Linked DNA regions of Homo sapiens: region 1 is linked to region 2. A link is an interaction called in ENCODE POLR2A ChIA-PET data of the cell type or tissue named here. Cell type or tissue: GM12878. All regions are shown on one strand. Links, peaks and the distances in the headings refer to the core of each region. The heading gives the core; the rest is flanking DNA. Region 1 overlaps NT5M (5',3'-nucleotidase, mitochondrial). Region 2 overlaps MPRIP (myosin phosphatase Rho interacting protein).

Region 1 (10,721 bases), core at 1,582-4,081, 120 kb after region 2:
CAAGCACGCAGTTCCTGATGATTGGCCTCAGGTCCCAGAGAGCTCCAGCAGGTGTAGGAGTCCATGGGCCTGACACCTTTGCTGGTCTCTGCTGGATCCCGACGAAGTCAGGTCCTTTCTGGAAAGGGGTTCGAAGTCCACATACTCTCCGCACTACCCCCAGGAAGTACGTCCTTGGGTGTGTGTTTGGGGGAGTGAGAGGAATGAAGAACCACTCCCCCTATAGCCTGGCCATACTCCCCAAGATGAGGGCAGTAAGGTGCTGAGGACCCTGGAAGTAACTTGCTTTTCTCAACTTCTCAGGAGAAGGCCATCAGCATTTGGGAGTCAAAGAATTTCTTTTTTGAACTTGAGCCTCTGCCAGGGGCCGTGGAAGCTGTCAAGGAGATGGCCAGCCTACAAAAGTAAGTTTGTCCTCCCAGCCACTCAGTAAGTTTGTCTGAGCAGCCACTGAGCCCTGTACCTCCTTCCTGCTTCTTCCCTCCTCTGCCTTCTCCTTTCTCTCTCCTTGGCCCTGCGCAAGGCTGCACTTGCCTCGTCATTGCTGAGCCTGGGGAAAACCACCAAATACAATGATCTCGGTTTGTAGGCTGTGATGTTTTGATCCAGGAACTTGAGGAAATACCCAGTTTAATTTGATCTGGTTCCCTGGGTGTTCAAAGCTCATTTATTCAATGCCCGGACGTGGTGGCTCATGCCTGTAATCCCAGCACTTTGGGAGGCTGAGGCGGGCGGATCACGTGAGGTCGGGAGTTTGAGACCAGCCTGACCAACATGGAGAAACCCCATCTCTACTAAAAATAAAAAAGTTAGCCGGGCATGGTGGCACATGCCTGTAATCCCAGCTACTCAGGAGGCTGAGGCAGGAGAAACGCTTGAACCCGGGAGGTGGAGGTTGTGGTGAGCCGAGATCGCGCCATTGCACTCCAGCCTGGGCAAGAAGAGCGAAACTCCATCTCAAAGCTCATTTATTCAGCAAATATCTCAGAACTGACTGTGCTAGATACTGCAGGCCGCAGTGTTTCAGCAATGAGCAAAGTATAGTCCTTGCCCTCATGGAGCTTCTAGTCCAGACAGAGCAGACATTAAAGAATCACAAAATGGCCGGGCACGGTGGCTCACGCCTGTAATCCCAGCACTTTGAGAGGCCGAGGCAGGTGGATCACCTGAGGTCAGGAGTTCGAGACCAGCCTGGCCAAGATGATGAAACCTTATCTCAGCCGGGCGCGGTGGCTCACGCCTGTAATCCTAGCACTTTGGGAGGCTGAGGCAGGTGGATTGCCTGAGGTCAGGAGTTCGAGACCAGCCTGGCCAACATGATGAAACCCTGCCTCAGCCAGGTACGGTGGTTCACGCCTGTAATCCTAGCACTTTGGGAGGCTGAGGCAGGTGGATTGCCTGAACTCAGGAGTTTGAGACCAGCCTGCGTAGCATGGTGAAACCCCGTCTCTACTAAAATATAAAAACTTAGCTGGGCGTGGCGGCATGCACATGTAGTCCCAGTTACTTGGGAGGCTGAGGCAGGATAATTGTTTGAACCCAGGAGGCGGAGGTTGCACGGTGAGCCAAGATCGCGCCACTACACTCTAGCCTAGGCGACAGAGCGAGATTCTGCCTCCAAAAAAAAAAAGAAACCCTGTCTCTACTAAAAATACAAACAATTAGCTGGGCGTGGTGGTGGGCGCCTGTAATCCCAGCTACTTAGGAGGCTGAAGCAGGAGAATAGCTTGAGCCCAGGAAGTGGAGGTTGCAGTGAGCTGAGATTGCTCCATTGCACTCTAGCCTGGGCAACAAGATTGAAACTCTGTCTCAAAAAAAGAATCACAAAGTGAAGACACTTGCAGATTGTCCAAAGAGCTGAAGGAAAAGAGGTTCAGCGGGAAACTTCATTTAGAAAAAGTGTTTAAGGAAAGAGAAGTAGTATTGCTTGAGATATTTCTGTTTTGTTCTGGTGAAATGAGTAGTTTTATGGACTGAAGCCCCCACTCAGTGACCTGTTGACAATTACAGAGGATGTGCTTCCCTGAGAGATTTTTAAAAACAGCCTTATTGACATATAATAATGACATACCAGCTGGGCGCCGTGGCTCATGCCTACAATCCCAGCACTTTGGGAGGTCGAGGCGGGCGGATCAAGAGGTCAGGAGTTCGAGACCAGCCTGGCCAACATGGTGAAACCCCATCTCTACTAAAAATACAAAAATTAGCTGGGCGTGGGGGCGGGTGCCTGTAATCCCAGCTACTCGGGAGGCTGAGGCAGGAGAATCTCTTGAACCTGGGAGGCGGAGGTTGCAGTGAGCCAAGATTGCACCATTGCACTCCAGCCTGGGCAACAGAGTGAAACTCTGTCTCAAAAAAAAAAAGAGACATACCGTGCAGTCCACCCATTTGAAGTATATAATCCAGTGGTTTTACAAAACCATCCACAAAGTTGTGCAACCATCATCATATCCGCTTCAGAGCTTTTTCATCATCCCCAAAAGAAACCCTGTACCCATCAGCAGTCACCCCCATTCCTGTGCTCCCTGCCAGCCCCTGGCAACCACTAATCTACTTTCTGTCTTTAGGAATTTGCCTATTCTGGGGATTTCATATAAATGGCATCATATAATATGTGGTCTTTTGGGTCTGGCTTCTTTCATTTAGCACATGTTTTCAAGGTTCATTCATGTTGCAGCATCTATCAATACTTACTATTTTTATGGCTGAATGATATTCCAGCCATTGGATATGTATGGATCTAATGTATGGACTACATGTATTGATCCATTTATCAGTTGATAGATGTTTGGGCAGTTTTCACTTTTGGGCTATTGGGAATAGTGCTGCTATGAACATTCGTGTAAATATTTGTTTGAATCTTGTTTTCAATTCTTTTTCTTTCTTTCTTTTTTTTTTTTTTGAGACAGGGTCTTGCCCTATCTCAAAAAGGCTGGAGTGCAGTGGCATGATGATGGCTTACTGCAGCCTTTACCGCCTGGACTCAAATGATCCTCCTGCGTCAGCCTCTAGAGTCGCTGTGACCACAGATGCACACTACTACACCCAGCTAATTTTTCATTTTTTGTAGAGGTAGGATCTACCTATGTTGTCTAGGCTGGTCTCAAACTCCTAGGCTCAAGCAGTTCTCGTGCCTCAGCCTCCAAAAGTGGTGGGATTACAGATGTTTTCAATTCTTTTGAGAATATACCTAGGAATGGAATTGTTAGGCCATAGGATAATTCTGTGTTTGACATTTTGAGGAACTGTCAAACTATTTTCCAAAGCAATTGTACTATTGCACATTTCCCACTAGCATCATATGAAGGTTTCAGTTTCTCCACATCTTTGTCAACACTTGTTAATTTCTGTTTTACTTTAGCCATCCTTGTGGGTGTGAAGTGATTTTGTGAATTTTGGGTTGCATTTCTCTGATGGCTAATGATGCTCAAGCATCTTTTTTTTTTTTTTTTTTTTGAGACAGAGTTTTTGAGACAGAGTTGCTGACCTTGGGTCAGCAATGGCTTCTTCATATGACACAAAAATGCAAGTGACAAAAGAGAAATACACAAAAATTGGACTACGCCAAAAGTAAAAACTTTTGTGGTTTTTGTTTTTTTTTTTGAGACGGAGTCTCACTCTTTTGCCCAGGCTGGAGTGCAGTGGCACAATCTTGGCTCACTGCAACCTCTGCCTCCTGGGTTCATGCCATTCTCCTGCCTCAGCCTCCCGAGTAGCTGGGACTACAGGCACCCACCACCACACCTGGCTAATTTTTTGTATTTTTAGTAGAGACGGGGCTTCACCATGTTAGCCAGGATGGTCTTGATCTCCTGACCTCGTGATCCACCCTCCTCAGCCTCCCAAAGTGCTGGGATTACAGGCGTGAGCCACCTCGCCCGGCCTAACTTTTGTGTTTCTAAGGACAAAATTAAGAAATTGAAATGAAAGTCTACAGAATGAGGGAATATATTTATAAATCATGTATCTGATAAGAGACTTGTATCTAGAATATATAAAGAACTCTTCCAAGTTAACAATGAAAAAAAGCCAGGCACAGTGGCTCATGCCTGTAATCTCAGCAGAAAGCCAAGGCAGGAGGATCACTTGAGGCCAGCAGTTCAAGACCAGCTGGGGCAACATAGTGAGACCCTGTCTCTACAAAAAATACAAAAATGTAGTGTTATACCCAAAAGTAAGTTATCCTGTGCCTGACCTTGTCCAAAAGCTAACAGTAAAAAAAGACAAACCAATTGAAAACCTCAACAAAGGATTGAATGAACATTTCTTTAAAGAAAATTTAGAATGTCCAATAAGCACATAAAAAGATGCTTGAGGCCAGGTGTGGTGGCTTAGGCCTGTAATCTCAGCACTTGGCAGGCCGAGGCAGGCAGATCACTTGAGCTCAGGAATTTGAGCCCAGTCTGGCCAACATGGGGAGACCCTGCCTCCACTAAAAATACAACAAAAATAGCCAGGCATAGTGGTGCGTGCCTGTGATCCCAGCTACTTGGGAGGCTGAAGTGGGAGGATCACTTGAACCTCAGGGGGGTGGAGAGAGTGGGGGGAGGGGGAGGGTTTGCAGTGAGCCAAGTTCACACCACTGCACTCCAGCCTAGGTGACAAGAGCGAGACCCTGTCTAAAAAGAAAAAGATTCGGCTGAGCACAGTGGCTCACGCCTCTTATCCCAGCACTTTGGGAGGCCAAGGCAGGTGGATCACCTGAGGTCAGGAGTTCAAGATCAGCCTGGCCAACATGGTGAAACCCCATCTCTACTAAAAATACAAAAAATACAAAGATTTGCCCCTGTGTTTTCTTTAAGAGTTTTAGTTTTGGGCCGGGCGCGGTGGCTCACGCTTGTAATCCCAGCACTTTGGGAGGCCGAGGCGGGTGGATCATGAGGTCAGGAGATCGAGACCATCCTGGCTAACACGGTGAAACCCTGTCTCTACTGAAAATACAAAAATAATTAGCTGGGTGTGGTGGTGGGCGCCTGTAGTCCCAGCTACTCAGGAGGCTGAGGCAGGAGAATCGCGTGAACCTGGGAGGCGGAGCTTGCAGTGAGCCAAGATTGCGCCACTGGACTCCAGCCTGGGCCGACAGAGTGAGACTCTGTCTCAAAAAAAAAAAAAGAGTTTTAGTTTTAGCTCTTCCATTTAGGCCTATGATCCATTTTGAGTTAATTTTTGTATATGGTGTGAGGTAGGGGGTCAAACTTCATTCTTTTGCATGTAGATATCTTGTTGTCCCAGTTTCATTTATTGAAAAGACTACTTTTTTCCCACTGTATTGTATTCACACTCTTGCTGAGAATTAATTGAGCATCAATATAAGGATTTATTTCTAGACTTAGATAACTTTTATTGGCCACATTTTTGCTTGAATTTAGCAACCTGAATGACAAATGTAAGGTATGATTTGGCCTTCATTGTGTCATATAAATGCCTCTAAAAATTGTCAACTTTTAAAGTTCTAATATGATAAATAGGTGTCAGAGAAACACAAAATACAGAGTTTGAGTTGAATCGTAGACCTTATTTGGTAGTAATTTATCTTTGGATGTGAGTCCAAGTCCTGCAGAGTAGTGAATTTTATTCTGGTTTATGGTATGAACTTGATGTATCGTGTTCCTGTAGCAGGAGTCTGAGAGGCAAAGAATATGTGTACAGCATTCACACTTAAGCTTTCAAAACCCTGCTCGTGGCCTGGATCAGCATGTGCTGACCTGCAGCCACATGACTGTGTCCTGGGGAGCTGCAGGGCACAGTGGTTTGGAGTGGGGTTCTGGACATTGGCTGCCCAGGCTCACATCCTCACTTCCCCAGAATCTCATTCCCAGATGTCAGGCAAGTTATTAAACTTTCTGGGTTTCAGTAAAATGGAGATAAGGAGAAAGTCCTCAGTATATGTGCCTGGCACATAGCAGGTGCTCAGCAAATGCTAGCTGCTGCTGTTGCCGCTCTGTAAGATTTAATAGGCATATCGCAAGAAAGGCATCCTTAAGCCACCACGGTATGGGAAACAATGGATTAGATTGGCTTCTTCACCATAGTACTTTTCAGAGCTTTTAAGTGCTTGTGTGCTTTGTGACACTGCATTGGGGTAGTAAGGGATGCAGCTTTCTTCAAAAGTATTCTAGCGGCCAGGCACGGTGGCTCACACCTGTAATCCCAGCACTTTGGGAGGCCAAGGTGGGCAGATCACCTGAGGTCAGGAGTTCGAGGCCAGCCTGAACAACATGGAGAAACCCCGTCTCTACTAAAAATACAAACAAATTAGCCAGGCATGGTGGTGCATGCCTGTAATCCCAGCTACTCGGGAGGCTGAGGCAGGAGAATTGCTTGCACCTGGGAGGTGGAGGCTGCGGTGAGCCAAGATTGCGCCATTGTACTCCAGCCTGGGCAACAAGAGTGAAACTCCATCTCAAAAAAAAAAAAAAAAAATGTATTCTAGCCTGGGTGGGGTTTGGTAGCTCATGCCTGTAATCCCATCACTTTGGGAGACTGAGGCAGGAGAATCACCTGAGCTCAGGAGTTTGAGACCAGCCTGGGCAACACAGCAAGCTCCTGTCTCTACTAAAAAAAAATAATAATAGTAATAAAAAGAAGCCAGGCATGCTGACCTGTCCCTATAGTCCTAGCTACTTGGGAAGCTGAGGCAGGAGGATCACTTGAGCCCAGGAGTTCAAGGCTGCAGTGAGCTATGATCACGCCATGTACTCCTGCCTGAGCAACAGAGCAAGACCCCGTCTCTTAAAAAAAGATATTCTAGGCCGGGTGCTGGCTCACACCTGTAATCCCAGCACTTTGGGAGGCTGAGGCGGGCGGATCACCTGAGGTCAGGAGTTCGAGACCGGCCTGACCAACATGGAGAAACCCTGTCTCTACTAAAAATAAAAAATTAGCTGGGTGTGGTGGGCGTGGTGGGGCATGCCTGTAATCCCAGCTACTCAGGAGGCTGAGGCAGGAGAATCGCTTGAACCCCTGGAGGCAGAGGTTGTGGTGAGCTGAGATTGCGCCATTGCACTCCAGCCTGGGTAAAAAGAGTGAAAATCTGTCTCAAAAAAAACACCAAAAACCAAAAAAGGTATTCTAGCCTGGAACATTTTTTCATAGCTTCTCGATTAATACCTTTGCAGAAATTCCCGTTTGGGAATGCAAATCTAGACCATACCCAGTGGTCCTTTATCTCCATTTGGCTCTTAAATTGGTAGAAGATTCCTATGGTCAGTTTGTGCCCAGTATCTAGACAAAGCGAAGGGACTCGTCAGTAACTGAGTGGATAACTGTGTATCTGGTGCTGAAGTGGGCACTGAGTACAAGAGATGTGGGCCCAGCAGCAGAGACCAAGGCTGATCAGTCACCCTCATGACTATTTATCCAGCATCTGCTGCATGCTCAGCCTCATCCCAGGGGCTGCGGGGACACAAATAGGTAAGAGAGTTCTTACCTTCAAAGAGTTCCCTGGTAAACAGACATTGGAACATAGATCTCAAAGTAATCGTGGCGTTGGGGCTCAGGCAGGCAGGCAGGAACTGCTGCTCCCCGGGAGGCCACGCCATTGTGCTGCCATCTTGAGGAATGAAAAGGAACCTGCCAGGTAGTGAAGGGCAAGGGGACTCCAGGTAGGAGGGGAACAGTTGAGCAGACGCCCAGGGGACTCTCCTGAGATGGCCTTTGTGGCACGTCCTGCCCTGTTCCAGCAGCTCTGCGCGTGAGATAGGGCTTCCCTGGGCAGAGCCTCAGGTTCTGAGGAGCTTGGTTTGGAATATCTTCAGGGGTGACCATTCTTTTTATTGTTCGGGAATATATGAATATATTCTTTTTTTTTTTGAGATGGAGTCTTGCTCTGTCGTCCAGGCTGGAGTGCAGTGGTGCGATCTCGGCTCACTACAACCTCCGCCTCCCGGGTTCAAGTGATTCTCCTGCCTCAGCCTCTGGAGTACCTGGGATTACGGGCGCCCGCCACCACGCCCGGCTAATTTTTTGTATTTTTAGTAAAGACGGGGTTTCACCACGTTGGTCAGGCTGGTGTTTAACTCCTGACCTCAGGTGGTCCACCCACCTCGGCTTCCCAAAGTGCTAGGATTACAGGCGTGAGCCATCGTGCCCGGCCGAATATATTCTTATAAAAGACTCCAATAGCATGAGCGTGTGTGAAAATGTGTCAGTTGACCTCTCTCCCTGCATATACCCACCTTGGCCCACTCTTCTTGCTCTAGTTAAGAATTTGGTGTGTATGCTTCCAGACCTTTTGAAGTGCACCCCCCTACATATTTAAATATAGATTTACAAATTGATATGCTCCACCCAGCAGTCAGAGTGATATTTTTTAAACCAAATTCAGATGATGTTAGCCCCACTGAAAGCCCTCTGCTGGCTTCATCTTGTGGTAAAATCCCGCTGTCCCTTGGCCAGGCTGGGAAGGCTGTCTGCCATCTGACCCTGCCTTCCTTTCCAACCTCTGTCTTCCTCTGCTCCTGTCACGCTGGCTTCTTTCCTGCCCCTTGGATGTGCCACACGTGTTTCTGGTCTTAGGACCTTTGTTCTTGTTGCATCTTCCTGGAATGTTTCTGCCCTAGTTCTTTACACAGCTAGATTGTTTTTCTCTTTCAAACTGAGAACCGTGCATGTTGCCTCCTCACAGAGGCCTTCCCTGACCACTGCAGCTGAGGTCTCTGCCCTCCCCTCCTGGTCGTTCTGTCCCATGACCCTGAGTGTGTACTCTAAGCTGAAATTGCATGTCTGTGTCTGTCCCTTCCTCTTTTGAGTGTCAGCTCCCTGAGGTCAGGGATTGTCTTGGTTCTGGCTCTATTCTTAGTTCCCAGAATGATGCCTGGCACATCACACACTCAAAATATTTGCCAAATGAATAACTTCATGTGCATAATCCCACAGTAATTGTTGATTTAAAAAAAAATTTTTTTTTAACAATTTTGGAGGAAACCACTCATTTAGAAGGATAAGAACTTAAACCTGATTTTAACATGGTGCTCACTGTCGTGAAGCCTAGAGTAAGAGGCAGTTTATTCATGGGTTCATTAAACAGATACATTTTACGACTTAATATGCACCCAGTACTGTGCTAGCACTGGGGATATATATGTAAATAACACACCTAAGGTCTCCAGTTTCAGGGCAGGTCTCACAGCAGGGAAGATGACAACATATAAACTAAAATGATTTCCAACTGTGATAAGCTTAGTGAAGGAACTAAACAAGGGGCTGTGCTGCAGAGGAAACAGGGAAGGGGCTGCTTTGGGTAGAATGGGAAGCTGGCTCTAGGGAGCTGAGAATTGACATCAGACCTGAAGAGTAAGAATGAATGGGCCAGTGAAGAGTCGGGACAGGCCTTGCAGGCCAGGAGAGGAGCAGGTGCCAATGCCTGAGCCGGGCCAGGCCTTTGTTTGTCTGAGTAACATAAAGGAACTGGACAGCTGGCACTGGAACTTAGGAAGCATGTTGGGGGTGGCAGGGGTGGGTGGAGGGTGAAGTTGAAGAGAGATTGATGTGATCTAACTTAGGGTTTTTTTGTTTTTTTTTTTTTTTTTTTTTTGAGACAGCCTCGCTCCATCACCCAGGCTAGAGTGCAGCGGTGTGATCCCAGCTCACTGCAAGCTCCGCCTCCCGGGTTCATGCTGTTCTGCCTCAGCCTCCCAAGTAGCTGGGACTACAGGCATCTGCCACCACGCCCGGCTAATTTTTTTTTGTATTTTTTAGTAGAGATGGCGTTTCACTGTGTTAGCCAGAATGGTCTCGATCTCCTGACCTTGTGATCAGCCCGCCTTGGCCTCCCAAAGTGCTGGGATTACAGGCATGAGCCACCATGCCCGGCCTTTTTTTTTTTTTTAAATGAGACAGAATCTCACTCTGTCCCCCAGGCTGTAGTGTAGTGGTGCCATCTTGGCTCCCTACTACAACCTGTATCTCCCGGGTAAAAGCAATTATCCTGTTTCAGCCTCCCAAGTAGCTGGGACTACAGGTGTTCGCCAACATGCCTGGCTAATTTCTGTGTTTTTAGTGAAGACAGGTTTTCACCATGTTGGCCAGGCTGGTCTTAACCTCTTAACCGCTTGACTTCCTGACACCTTGGCCTCCCAAAGTGCTGGAATTACATGCGTGAGCCACCGTGCCCAGCTGTAACTTAGGTTTTTATTTATTTATTTATTTATTCGAGACAGAGTTTCACTCTTGTCATCCAGGCTGGAGTGCAATGGCATGATCTTGGCTCGCTGCAACCTTTGCCTCCCGGGTTCAAGTGATTCTCCTGCCTCAGCCTCCTGAGTAGCTGGGATTACAGGCGCCCGCCACCACACCTGGCTAATTTTTGTATTTTTATTAGAGATGGGGTTTCACCATGTTGGCCAGGCTGGTCTGGAACTCCTAACCTTGGGTGATCAGCTCTCCTCGGCCTCCCGAAGTGCTGGGATTACAGAAGTGAGCCACCGTGCCCAGCCATAACTTAGGGTTTTGTTTTTTGTTTTGTTTTGTTTTGTTTTGTTTTTGTTTTTTTTTGAGATGGAGTCTCGCTCTGTTGCCCAGGCTGGAATGCAGTGGCGCAATCTCAGCTCACTGCAACCTCTGCCTCCCGGGTTAAGCGATTCTCCTGCCTCAGCCTCCAGAGTAGCTGGGACTATAGGCACATGCTACCACGCCTGGCTAATTTTTTGTATTTTTAGTAGAGACAGCATTTCACCCTGTTAGCCTGGATGGTCTCGATCTCCTGACCTCATGATCCACCC
Region 2 (12,708 bases), core at 2,237-4,736:
CCTCCCAGGTTCATGCCATTCTCCTGCCTCAGCCTCCCGAGTAGCTGGGACTACAGGTGTCTGCCGCCACGCCTGGCTAATTTTTTTGTATTTTTAGTAGAGACGGGGTTTCACCATGTTGGTCAGGATGGTCTCGATTTCCTGACCTCGTGATCCGCCTGTCTCGGCCTCCCAAAGTGCTGGGATTACAGGCGTGAGCCACCACGCCTGGCCTATAAGATACGGTAAAAAAAAAAAACTGTGACCCCTTTGTCACTAAGGGAGAAAGAAATTAAGTATTGTCAAAGTTCTATAAAGAATGGAAATGTATGATATTATACTTCAAAGGAATTTGATGTTGAAATTTTAAAGAAAATTTGTCATGTTGATGAGAAGCTTCACTTTCCTGGGAACTTCATTCGTTTTAGGGCATGAGATAAAAGTCCTGGCTAGGGGAGCCATAGGTCTGTTGTACAAGGAATTTGCTTTCTAAACAAGTTGTAACTTGCCCTAAGGTCCCTGTTGGAGCACTAAGAGGTGACACAGGCCAGAGACAACGTTTCGTTTCCCCTTCCCTGCAAGCTGGGATCAGCCCTGTGTTTTCTCCTTTCAGCTGAAGTGAGCGAAGGTTCTCAGTGCTGGCAAAAGAGCCCACTTTCTAAAAGGACTTGGGAAGAAAGCTGCTGGGAACTTGCTTATTAAAAAGTTCCTTAGAATTAAGGTATCTACCCACTGTTTTCGCACCTTTCACCTTCCTGGGCTTTCCTGCCCTCCAGCATTCTTCTCTAGAGAGGTTCCTAGCCCGCTCAGCGCGAGCGTCTCCAGTAGGTAATAGCAGCTGAACGTGGGTTTTCCACGGACTTCAGGCTTGGAGGTGCCATATACAAGCACACTTCTTCCTTCCCCTGGCTTCTCCATGCCACCACCCACTTTAAAGATGTAAACTCAGTAGATTTTTCATCCAGTGAACGGTCATCTTCACATCGAAAGGTGAAGGCCACCACTGTTCTCAATGCCAAGCAACAGAACGTTCTGAGATGGCCGTTCTTCCTTGCACAGCAGCTACGGCAGGTTGTTCTGCAGCCACCCCTTAGAGGGGGCTCTTCGTTTTACCTTTGTACAGTTCTTGTGTTTACACATTTGGGCCAAACAGCTTTCAGCAAGGGCATGTGTCCACAGCTGATGGGCAGTTAAGAACCAGCCTGAGCTGAAGGCTAGTAATACCGTGCTGTAGGCTCTTTAAAAGGAAAGCCTGGCATAAACCCAGCATGGAAAGGAACATTATCAGTTATCTCAAATTTTGTCTGCCAGGGACAAGACCCTGTTCATTCTTTTGCCCTTTTCAGAACTGTGAGCTTCAAGTATTCTTGCTTCTCTGTAAAGGGAAGACATCTCCCTTCTCTGAAATCCTTCAACAAAAGAAAAGGCTCTTGGCAGGGTAGGGGAGTCAGTAGCTCAACACTAGATCATCCCTAGAGATGGGGCAAGTTTCTGTCTGAACACGTCTTGGGTCCGAGTCCTTAGGTGTTCGGATGCAGTACTTTGTGAATACTTAAGCTACTGCATGCTTGGTGTAGCTTGCAATTTCTCTGTATTTAAAAGCAGCTGTGTTTATTTTCTTCAAAATAACCTGTATATTATTTAGAGCAAGCAATGTAAATATTACTGAGAAGTTACTGCAGGGATTTTTGTGACAGAGTTTGTATGGGTTTTTAAAAAAATCTTAGACACCCCTTTTTAAGATGGGGAGAACAGGGTTGACTGCACCGTTGAAGCCCGCCCAGCATTATAAGGAAATGTTTTTAATGACTGCTGCATCTTTGTAAAACGTTTGGTCATCTAACAGATGGTTTTAAAGTGTACAATATCCAAAATAACGATAGCCCTGTATCCATACATTGTTTCATTGAAAGAATTCTCTATTGCCTCTTCTTGGTAGAGCCAGAGTCCTTAAGGAAAATCAGGAAAATTAAGAAAATGATGGTGCCATCTTGACCAGACTTCTGCACAGTAATTTAACGCTATCCTAGGGAGACTTGGTTGAAGGCACAGTTCTGGGATCAGGGTCTAAATGTGCAGTTTCTGAGAACCTTCAAGACCACTCACTGGGCAGGGCTCTGTGGAGCACTGGAGCTGTTTGGATTCCCCAGCCCTTTGGTCATATCCTGGAATTCCGTGGAGGCTGCAGAACTTAGATGCAGCTGTTTTTTACAGCACCTATTTTTGTCAGATTGGTAAGGAAACACTGAGTCACAGAATACTTAAGAATTGGAGACTCCAGTAATGTAGGATGGCCTGAGAGGACGTCCAAGTCCCAAGGGGTGGACACGGCATGTTCCTCGGGCACAGCCTCAGTGGGGGCCTTCCCCAGGCGCAGCTCGGCCACCTGAGGAAAGGGTGTTTCGGAGGCGCAGCCACACACACAGCGCTGGCAGCCTCACGGTCACGCCCATCACTCCCTGCCCCCCACTGCCCTTGAGAAGTTAGTGGTGTCACATCCTTAGTTTTATAGACAGCTAGGAATAGATTGTGAAGAACACTCAGTTCACTACTGTGTTACATTTATATCACAAGCTTCAATTAAAATGGATTTTAAAGGATTTTAGGATTTACCTTTAGTATTAACAACGTATCTACTGACATACTGTTAGGATTCAAAACCAGTTAAGTATAAGAATTACTTCATGTGGTTTTCCTAGGGTACAATTTATAAAAGGTAGAAAGCATCCAAGTGGCTCCTCAACAATTACAATTCTTAATGATTTTTCTCACAGCTGTGCCCTTCTGTCAGGGTCAGTGTCAAAATTCGTTATCAAAGGCAAAACCTACTGTGCCAAGCTGGGGCGCTATATGTGAACGGAGTGGAAATGCTTCAGTCACCTCTGCCGCAGCTTGTGATTCCAGCAGTTCTCACAAACGTTCTGTCACATGATGAAAAGAAGCAGCTTGTATAATTCCAACTGGTGTTTCATTTCTGTTCTAATGCTAAGTGGTAACGCTTAACAAACAGACTAAAAGCTGTGTGCAGAAGAAAGGGCTGAATGAGTACCGCCTCCCTAGGTTCCAGCACAGCGCTCGGGTCTAAGAAGTAGAGCCCCGGGGTAGGGTGGGCCATCCACTGTCAGGCCAGTGTCTCAAGAAAGCCTGACCAGCTGAGCTGCTGCTTTTTTTTTGGGGGGGGGGGGGGGAGGGGCGTCTTGAGGCTTTTTTTTTTTTTACAAAGTTAGTTTGTGATCAACGATTCACTACAATTGAAGTGTTACTTTGTCAGAATATTTATTCCTTTGTGTGACATGCTAGATTCCCTGGATGTAGCTGATCATTTTTATTTTGTAAATATTACCTAACTTTACATAAACTATATCATAATAAACTATTTTTGCATCACCCTTTGCATGCTGTGTAATGAGATTTTGTTTAGTTGAGAGACATCTGCAAAATAAGCACGCAGGTCAAAAGGCAAACTGAACAGTAGCCTCCAGCTCTAGAGTGGGTTGATTTCAGTTTCATTACCTCCTTTTTTTTGAGACAGTCTCACTCTGTTGCCCAGGCTGGAGTGCAGTGGCAGGATCTCGGCTCACTGCAACCTCTGCCCCCGGGGTTCAAGTGATTCTCCTGCCTCAGCCTCCCAAGTAGCTGGGACTACAGGGGCACGCCACCACGCCCAACTAATTTTTTGTATTTTTAATAGAGACGGGGTTTCACCGTGTTAGCCAGGATGCTCTCCATCTCATGATCCGCCCGCCTTGGCTTCTTAAAGTGCTGGGATTACAGGTGTGAGCCACCGTGCCCGGCCTTTATTTTATTTTATTTATTTTTTTTGGAGCAGGGTCTCACTCTGTCACCCAGGTTAGAGTGCAATGGCATGATCTTGGTTCACTGCAGCCTCTGCCTCCTAGGCTCAAGAGATTCTCCCACCTCAGCCTCCCAACTAGCTGGGACTACAGGCATGCACCACCACACCCAATTAATTTTGCATTTTTTGTAGAGACGGGGTTTCCCTGTGTGGCCAAGGCTGGTGTCGAACTCCTGGACTCAAGCAGTCCTCCCACCTTTGCCTCCCAAATTGCTGAGATTACAGGCATGAACACAGTGCCAGGGCCTGATTACCTCCTTTTGAATTACAGTGGATTTTTTTTTTTTTTCTTTTTTGAGACAGAGTCTTGCTCTGTTGCCCGGGCTGGAGTGCAGTAGCGCGATCTCAGCTCACTACAACCTCCGTCTCCCAAGTTCAAGCGATTCTCGCGCCTCAGCCTCCCAAGTAGCTGGGATTACAGGCATGCACCACCACACCTGGCTTGTGTGTGTGTGTGTGTGTGTGTGTGTTTAGTAGAGATGGGGTTTCACCATGTTGCCCAGGCTGGTCTCGAACTCCTGACCTCAGGTGATCACCTGCCTTGGCCTCCCAAAGTGCTGGGATTACAGGTGTGAACCACTGTGCCTGGCCAGTTTTCAGCATTTTAGAATTACGGTAGTTCACATAAAAATTTGGATTTTACCTGTTCACACACAAGCCATTGTAAGAAATACTTTACATGCAGAATCTAATTAAGGTACACTGCCCCAGTTAAAGAAGCCTTCAGGGGCTAAAGGGACAACGAGAAGTGCTAATGGTGGTGATGCTTTTATTAATCAAGGTCTTGTAATTCCCCATCCCTGTCCCTCTTATTAATAGATTTATTTACAATAAAATTTTACCTTTTGCTTAAAAAAGAAACTGCATTTTACATCATGACCCAATATACACACACGCCAACAACCTGAAATTTAACAAAATAATGCACCCTTACTATATATACTTTGATGATTTCGTTCACTTTTAAAAATTCTGATTGTGACCCACTAAATAAATTTTAAATAACAAACAACTGGGATTTTTAGGTTGGGCGCAGTGGCTCATGCCTGTAATCCCAGCACTTTGGGAGGCTGAGGCAGGTGGATCACTTCAAGACAGGAGTTCAAGACCAGCCTGGCCAACATGGGGAAACCCTGTCTCTACTAAAAATACAAAAATTAGCCAGGCATGGTGGTGTGCGCCTACCTGTAATCCCAGCTACTCAGGAGGCTGAGGCACAAGAATTGCTTGAACCCAGGAGGTGGGGGTTACTGTGAGCCTAGATCGTGCCACTGCACTGCCAACCTGGGCAACAGAGCAAGACCCTGTCTCAAAAAAGAAAAACTGGGTTTTTTAAACAATATATTCACAACCTTTAGAATGAAATGGGTGAAATTTGTGGGAATCTAAACTTTTATCCAGATAACATTGAAAAAAAGTTGATTCTACCAATAAATCAATTTAAGAGGCCAGGTATGGTGGCTTACGCCTGTAATCCCACCACTTTGGGAGGCCGAGGCAGGTGGATCACTTGAGGTCAGGAGTTCAAGACCAGCCTGACCAACATGGTGAAACCCCATCTCTACTAAAAATACAAAAATTAGCTGGGCATGGCGGTACACACTTGTAATCCCAGCTACTGGGGAGGCTGAGGTGAGAGAATCACTCGAGCATGGGGGGCAGAGGTTGCAGTGACTGAGATCGCGCCACTGCATTCTAGCCTGGACTACAGAGTGAGACTCTGTCTCAAAAAAACAAAACAAAAAGTCAAGAAATGTATAAAACATAGCCAAAAAAAGTTAAGTACAGGCATAAAAAGATACACATTTTCAGTCTGCTATTCCAGTTGTCTAATTTTTTTTTTTTTTTTTTTTTTTTTGAGATGGAGTCTCACTGTGTCACCCAGGCAGGAGTGCAGTGGCGGGATCTCAGCTCACTGCAGCCTCCACCACCACCCACCCCCCGGGTTCAAGTGATTCTCCCATCTCAGCCTCCTGAGTAGCTGGGGCTGCAGGAGCACACTGCCATACCTGGCTAATTTTTTTGTATTTTTAGTAGAGATGGGGTTTCACCATGTTGGTCAAGCTGGTCTCAAACTCCTGATCTCAAGTGATCCACCTGCCTCACCCTCCCAAAGTGCTGAGATTACATGCATGCACCACCGCTCCTGGCCTCCTATGGTTTTAACATACGCTATTTTTGTAAAGCTATGTAAATGCAATTTTTAAAATCAGTTGGCATTTGAAAATCCAACACTGTTTCATAACAGCCTGGCGACAGAGCGAGAATCTGTCTCAAAAAAAAGAAAAAAAAAAAAAGGCCGGGCGCAGTGGCTCACACCTGTAATCTTAGCACTTTGGGAGGCTGAGGCAGGCAGATCACAAGGTCAGGAGTTCGAGACCAGCCTGGCCAATATGGGGAAACCCTGTCTCTACTAAAAATACAAAAACTAGCCAGGCGTGGTGGCATATGCCTGTAGTCCCAGCTACTTGGGAGGCTGAGGCACAAGAATCGCTTGATCCCAGTAGGCAGAGGTTCCAGTGAACCAAGATTGCATCAGTGCACTCCAGCCTGGGCTATAGAGCTAGACTCTGTCTCAAAAAAACAAACAAACAGTGTGGTCTTGGCATAAAGAGAGATATTGATAAATCAGTGAAACAGAATTGCGAGTTCAGAAAAAGCGTTCTTACATTTACAGTCAATTGATTTTCAACAATAATGCCCAGACCATTCAGTGAGGAAACAATAACCTTTTCAACAAATGGTACTGGGACAACTAGACATCCACATGCAAAAGAAAATGAAGTTGGGCCTCCTACCTTGCACCATACACAAAAATTAACTCAAAACGGATCACAGACCTAAGTATGAGTGATAGGAATATAATATACAAGAATGGCCGGGTGCAGTGGCTCACGCCTGTAATCCCAACATTTTGGGAAGCCGAGGCAGGCAGATTACTTGAGGTCAGGAGTTCGAAACCAAGCCTAGCAAAACCCCATCCGTACTAAAAATACAAACATTAGCTGGGCGTGATGGTGGGCGCCTCTAGTCCCAGCAACTTGGGAGGCTGAGGCAGGAGAATCGCTTGAACCTGGAAGGCGGAGGTTGCAGTGAGTTGAGATTGCACCACTGCACTCCAGCCTGGGCAATAGAGTGAGACTGTCTCAAAAAGAAAAAAATTATATATATGACAGAAAAAAACATAGGAGCAAATCTTTGTGACCTTGGGTTGGGCAATGGTTTCTTAGCTATGACACCAAAGCACAAGCAACAACTGTAAAAATATTAATAGATTATACCAAAATCAAAAGCTTACATGCTGCAAACAATTCCATCAACACCTATTACCCAAAGAAGGGAAACATTTGCAAATGACTTTTTCTTTTCTTTGAGATAGAGTCTCGCTCTGTTGCCCAGGCGGGAGTGCAGCCTCAATTTCCCAGGCTCAAGCGATCCTCCCACCTCAGCCTCCTGAGTAGCTCAGACTACAGGAGTGTGCCACTATGCCCAGCTAATCTTATTTTTATTTTTTTTATTTTTTATTTTTGGTAGAGACAAGATCTTGCTATGTTGTCCAAGCTAGTCTCGAACTCCTGAGGTCAAGCATTCCTCCTGCCTCGACCTCCTAAAGTGTTGGGATTACAGGCGTTGGCCACTGTCCCCAGCTTGCAAATTATGTATCTGTTAAGGGATTCTTATATCCAGAACATATACAAAGAACTCTTAAAACTCAACAATAAAAAGACAACCCAAAAAAATGGGCAAAGGATTTGAATAGACATTTCTTCAAAGATGACATACAAATGGCCAATAAGCTCATGAAAAGACATTCATCATCTTAAGTCATTAGAAATGCAAGTCAAAACCACAATGAGACACCATACCCACTAGAAGGGCTATGATCAGAAAGTTAGATCATGCCATATGTTGGCAAGGATGTGGAGGAAAAGGAACCCTCATTCACTGCTGGTGGGAATATAAAATGATACTTCCATTTTGGAAAAAGTCTAGCAGTTTCTCAAATGGTTAAATAGTGTTATATGACCCAATAATTTCACTCCTAGGTGTATACTAAAGAAATGAAAACATGTCTGTGCAAACACTTGTACACAAATGTTTATAGCAGCATTATTCATAACAGCCAAAAGATAGAAATAACCCAAATTCCCACCAACGAATGAATGGGCAAACAAAATTTGTTATCCATACAATGGAATGTTATTCAGCCAAACTAAGAAATGAGGTGCTGAAACATGCTGCAGCACAGATTCCCTTGAAGCATGACGCGAGGTGAAGATGGCAGAGACAAAAGGCTGCAGAGAGGATTCCATTTCTATGAAATGCCCAGAGTAGGCAAATCTGTGAGACAAAGTAGACTAGTGATTGCCAGGAGCTGGAGGGTAGTACGGAGTGGGGAGTGACTACTACTGGAACAGTGTTTCTTTTTGGGGTGATGGTTACACAACTTTGTTAATATACTAAAACCCACTACTGAATCTCATGCTTTTAATGTGCAGATTTTATGGTATGTGAATCTTGATCAAGTGTGTTTTTAAAAACTGGGTTGGATCCTGGCAGCTCCCATCGGTGCTGATCGCAGCCAGCAGCCCGAGGCCTTTAGTGACGCCTTTCTTCAGCATCTGCAGACAGCGAAAAGCAGAGCTGCAGGTTGAAGGCTCAGAGTAATGGATGGAGCCCTAAAATGAGTAAGAATAGGTGCAGGCAGGGCCTGAGTGGTCACTAGAAAAGAGAAAGCAGAGTTGGTGCCATCACATACATCCACCTCATGCCTTATTCTGAAATTTGAGTGTGAGAATACATGTCGACACATAAGCCAGTCATGATTTTAAAGGCGTCGGCTGTGGTCTTGAAAAGAGTCATGTGGAAACCCATCATCACCTTAAGATTTTTTTTTTTTTTTTTTTTTTTTTTTGAGACGAAGTCTCGCTCTGTCGCCCAGGCTGGAGTGTAGTGGCACCATCTCGGCTCACTGCAAGCTCCGCCTCCCGGGTTCATGCCATTCTTCTGCCTCAGCCTCCCGAGTAGCTGGGACTACAGGCACCCGCCACCATGCCCGGCTAATTTTTTGTATTTTTAGTAGAGACGGGGTTTCACCATGTTAGCCAGGATGGTCTCGATCTCCTGACCTCGTGATCTGCCCGCCTTGGCCTCCCAAAGTGCTGGGATTACAGGCATGAGCCACCGTGCCCAGCCACCTTAAGATTTTGAGTGTAAGGATCTTCATGATGAAATTTCTGAAAATGGTCCATTCTCAGCTTCAATTTCTGAGACTGGAGAAGGATCCTCTAGTAGCCACACTGTAGCAGCTGCCCTGAGTCAGCACCTCCACTTGGACCCAAAGTAGGATGTCTCTCAGGCATGTCACTCCCAGTGACACCAGATGGGATCCACCCAGGGCTGCCTCTGCTGCTCATTGTTAATGCCTCTAAAGTCATCTCCATGGTTCTTTGGGCTTCATCTTTAAAGGATTCAAGTGACTGAGACTATCCCAGAAAACTATGCAGCTAGTGAAACTAGAGTACAACTAAGAACATTTTCAGACCTCCAGTGTGGATGACCTGGGCATAATCTCACAAACTGATGGGACTGCAAGGATTGTAAACTGAAATTGACATGAATATACTCTGTTGGATCAGACTAAAAAAAAAAAATTGGGCCCGGCACAGTGGCTCACACTGGTAATCCCAGCACTTTGGGAGGCCGAGGTGGGCAGATTATGACATTAGGAGTTCGAGACCAGCCTGGCCAACATAGTGAAAACCCGTCTCTACTAAAAATACAAAAATTAGCCGGGCGTAGTTGTGGGCGCCTGTAATCCCAGCTACTCAGGAGGCTGAGGCAGGATAATCACTTGAACCCGAGAGGCGGAGGTTGCCGTGAGCTGAGATCGCGCCATTGCACTCCAGCCTGGGCGACAGAGAGAGACTCTGTCTCAAAAAAAAAAAAAAAAATTGTGGGTTGCTTTAAAAACCTATAGAACTGGCTGAGCGTGGTGGCTCATGCCTGTAATCCCAGCACTTTGGGAGGCCGAGGCAGGTGGATCACCTGAGGTCGGGAGTTCAAGACAAGCCTGGCCAACGTGGCAAAACCCCGTCTCTACCAAGAAAAAAAAAAAAAAAATTAGCTGGACTTGGTGGTGGCACACGCCTGTAATCCCAGCTACTCAGGAGGCTGAGGCAGGAGAATCGCTTGAACCCGGGAGGCGGAGGTTGCAGTGAGCCAAGATTGCACCATTACACTCCAGCCTGGGTGACAAGAGCGAAAACTCCGTCTCAAAAGAAAACAAAAACCCTATAGAACCAACATAGTGCTTTAAAATATGGCATCATTGCATTGGTTCATTCCAACAACCTAGGAATATTCAACAGTGTGGGCAGACTGTTAAGGGCATATGGTACTATCAGAATTTTTTGTTTGTTTTGAGACAGAGTCAAGCTCTGTCACCCAGGCTGGAGTGCAGTGGTGTGAGCTTGGCTCACTGCAGCCCCCACCTCCCGGGTTCAAGCAATTCTCCTTTTTCAGCCTCCCGAGTAGCTGGGATTACAGGTACACACCACCACACCCAGCTAATTTTTGTATTTTTAGTAGAGACGGAGTTTTGCCATGTTGCCCAGACCGATCTTTTTTCTTTTTTTGAGACGGAGTCTCGCTCTGTGTCTCCCAGGCGATCTCGGCTCACTGCAAGCTGGGCCTCCCGGGTTCACACCATTCTGCCTCAGCCTCCCGAGCAGCTGGGACTATAGGCGCCCGACACCACGCCCGGCTAATTTTTGTATTTTTAGTAGAGATGGGGTTTCACCGTTTTCAAGCTGTATCACTGCCCGCATAGTTAACAACATTGAATCCAAACCACTAAGCTGATGAAAGCTCATCCCAGGAGACGAGGGCAATTAGAGGGGAATCTTCCTAGAGCCTCTTTTGTGACTGCTGAGCCTACTTGGCAAATTTATTACTTCTTTTAAAGTTTCTCTCTGAGAGGAGCCAAGACAATCTTGTAGGCAAAAAGAGGCTTCAGGTGACACACACACTACACAACCCCCTCCCCAGCCCTCATCTTCAGCGAGCCCCTGCCTTCTAGCATCACTCGCCTCAGGTGTTGGAGCAGAGGCCGGCGTGCAGTTCTAGGGTCTCCTGGGCATGCCTGCCTGTTACTGGCACAGCAGTCTTTACGTGTGGGCCAAGGATCTTCTATACTTTTAATAACGTCTTCCAAGATCGGGTGTCTGATGAGCAGGCACACCCAGCACAGTTTCAACAAGCAATTTATCCCCCAGTGTGCAGGCTCCTTCCTTACAGGCTGAGTACTATGGGGTTACAATCTTCCCAGACATTGCTTATTGGTTGTTAGGCGGGGGCTTTAGGTATTTTTTTTTTAGGGTTGTCTTGCTGCATTTTGTTACAGCCCACAGTGCATTGCAATCTTAGTCTGCTTAGGGGCTCTTCAAGTATTTGACTTATGACCTAAGTAGCTAGGCCAGCTGGTAGGAAGAGACAAAGCGAGCTATTTTGCAGGCCAGTAAACTTTCATTTTAAACTTTTTTGGTTCGGGTGAGGGCAACCAAGGAAGGGGGAAGGGGGCAGGCGGGGAAGCCGATAAGGCATCGGCTAGCCTGAGGGGCCTAGTACAACCCGTTTCTTCCGTAGTTTGCTGACCGAAGCCGATTCAAGGCACTTTGTCTTAAAAATGGACCACCGTATACCTTATTTCCTTCACCCAAATAACAGCTTAAAGTTTTACTCCTCTTTGAGTCTCCTGTTCTTTGACCAACAGTTTCTAAATAGCTGTATACTGCCCCCCCCCGCAAAATTATATTTAACAAAGAGGAGCCCCTACTTGAATGATTTAGCAGCAAGCTAAGGCAAAGACACCCAGCGCTCACATTCCAGAATAAGAACATGTTTATTCAGATGTGCCAGAAGTCCAGGGTCACGCGGCTTCGCATTTAGGAGATGCTTTACAAGCTCTCCCATTTTCTTTTCAGAACATACACTGGGGGAATTCACAAACTAAAACAATTTCTGGTGACTTCCAATCTATATATTATACTTTACAGCTTCAATTGAATTTTTTTAAAAGTTAACTTCCAAGCTGGCTTGCCTAACACTGTGAGTCAAAAGTAACCCTAAAAAGGAAAAACACACAGCACTGAAGGGTCTCTGGGTGGTAATGCCAGCGTGGGCTGGGGAGGTGAGACTAAGCACATGGCTAGCAGACCTCAGGATGGGCCCTGGGGCTCATCATACAGAAATATGACAAGATGATGAAGTCACAACTTCAGATGTCATCGGAGCTATCTGTATATGACACACACATTATAAACAAATAACCTGGAACATTTCACAGTGTACGACACCTGTTCTACCTGGGAATGCAAACCCTGAGCTGCAAATAAGAACACAGACGTGGGAGACACCACGGCCTGAAGCTGCTCTCCTCTTCCCCGCTCTCCTCTCCTCCGGTCCCGTGATGGGTTACGCTGAGCCAGCAATGTGCACGCACTAACTCCACAGGTGTTAAAGGTAAGGTCACTTCTAAACACACAACAAAATTACCTTAACATTAGGACATTAAAAGTTAAAAGCCCGGCCGGGCATGGCGGCTCACACCTGTAATCCCAGCACTTTGGGAGGCGGAAGTGGTGGATCACTTGAGGTCAGGAGTTTGAGACCAGCCTAACCAACATGGTGAAACCCTGTCTCTACTAAAAATACCAAAAAAAAAATCAGCCAGGTGTTGTGGCAGGCACCTGTAATCCCAGCTACTCGGGAGGCTGAGGCAGGACAATCGTTTGAACCCAGGAGGCAGAGGATGCAGTGAGCCGAGGTTGTGCCACTGCACTCCAGCCTGGGCCACAGAGTGAGACTCCATC

Evidence for each region. ChIA-PET counts read pairs that join two places held together with the same protein. Peaks named below come from ENCODE experiments on the same cell type or tissue, not always from the same donor. Only the 100,000 strongest peaks of a DNase experiment are listed, where the experiment ranks them.
Region 1: POLR2A ChIA-PET joins it to region 2 with 5 read pairs; 7 of 35 experiments call an interaction of 5 or more read pairs at or near these places.

Annotation. Positions count from the first base shown.
Region 1 is chr17:17,306,240-17,316,960 of GRCh38, forward strand. NT5M (5',3'-nucleotidase, mitochondrial) reads left to right here. Exons shown (of 5, transcript NM_020201.4): 2 at 304-404. Among named protein-coding and RNA genes, the nearest start is that of NT5M, 8.2 kb to the left of the region's middle. In GM12878, for the core only: no CTCF peak of the experiment used is centred there; no DNase peak of the experiment used is centred there.
Region 2 is chr17:17,189,276-17,201,983 of GRCh38, forward strand. It overlaps MPRIP (myosin phosphatase Rho interacting protein), which reads left to right. Exons shown (of 24, transcript NM_001364716.4): 24 at 1-3,368. PLD6 (phospholipase D family member 6) reads right to left here. Exons shown (of 2, transcript NM_178836.4): 2 at 11,720-12,708. Among named protein-coding and RNA genes, the nearest start is that of PLD6, 11 kb to the right of the region's middle. RefSeq lists enhancers at 1,856-2,523, 2,524-3,189 and a silencer at 3,360-3,449. In GM12878, for the core only: no CTCF peak of the experiment used is centred there; a DNase peak (open chromatin) is centred at 3,426.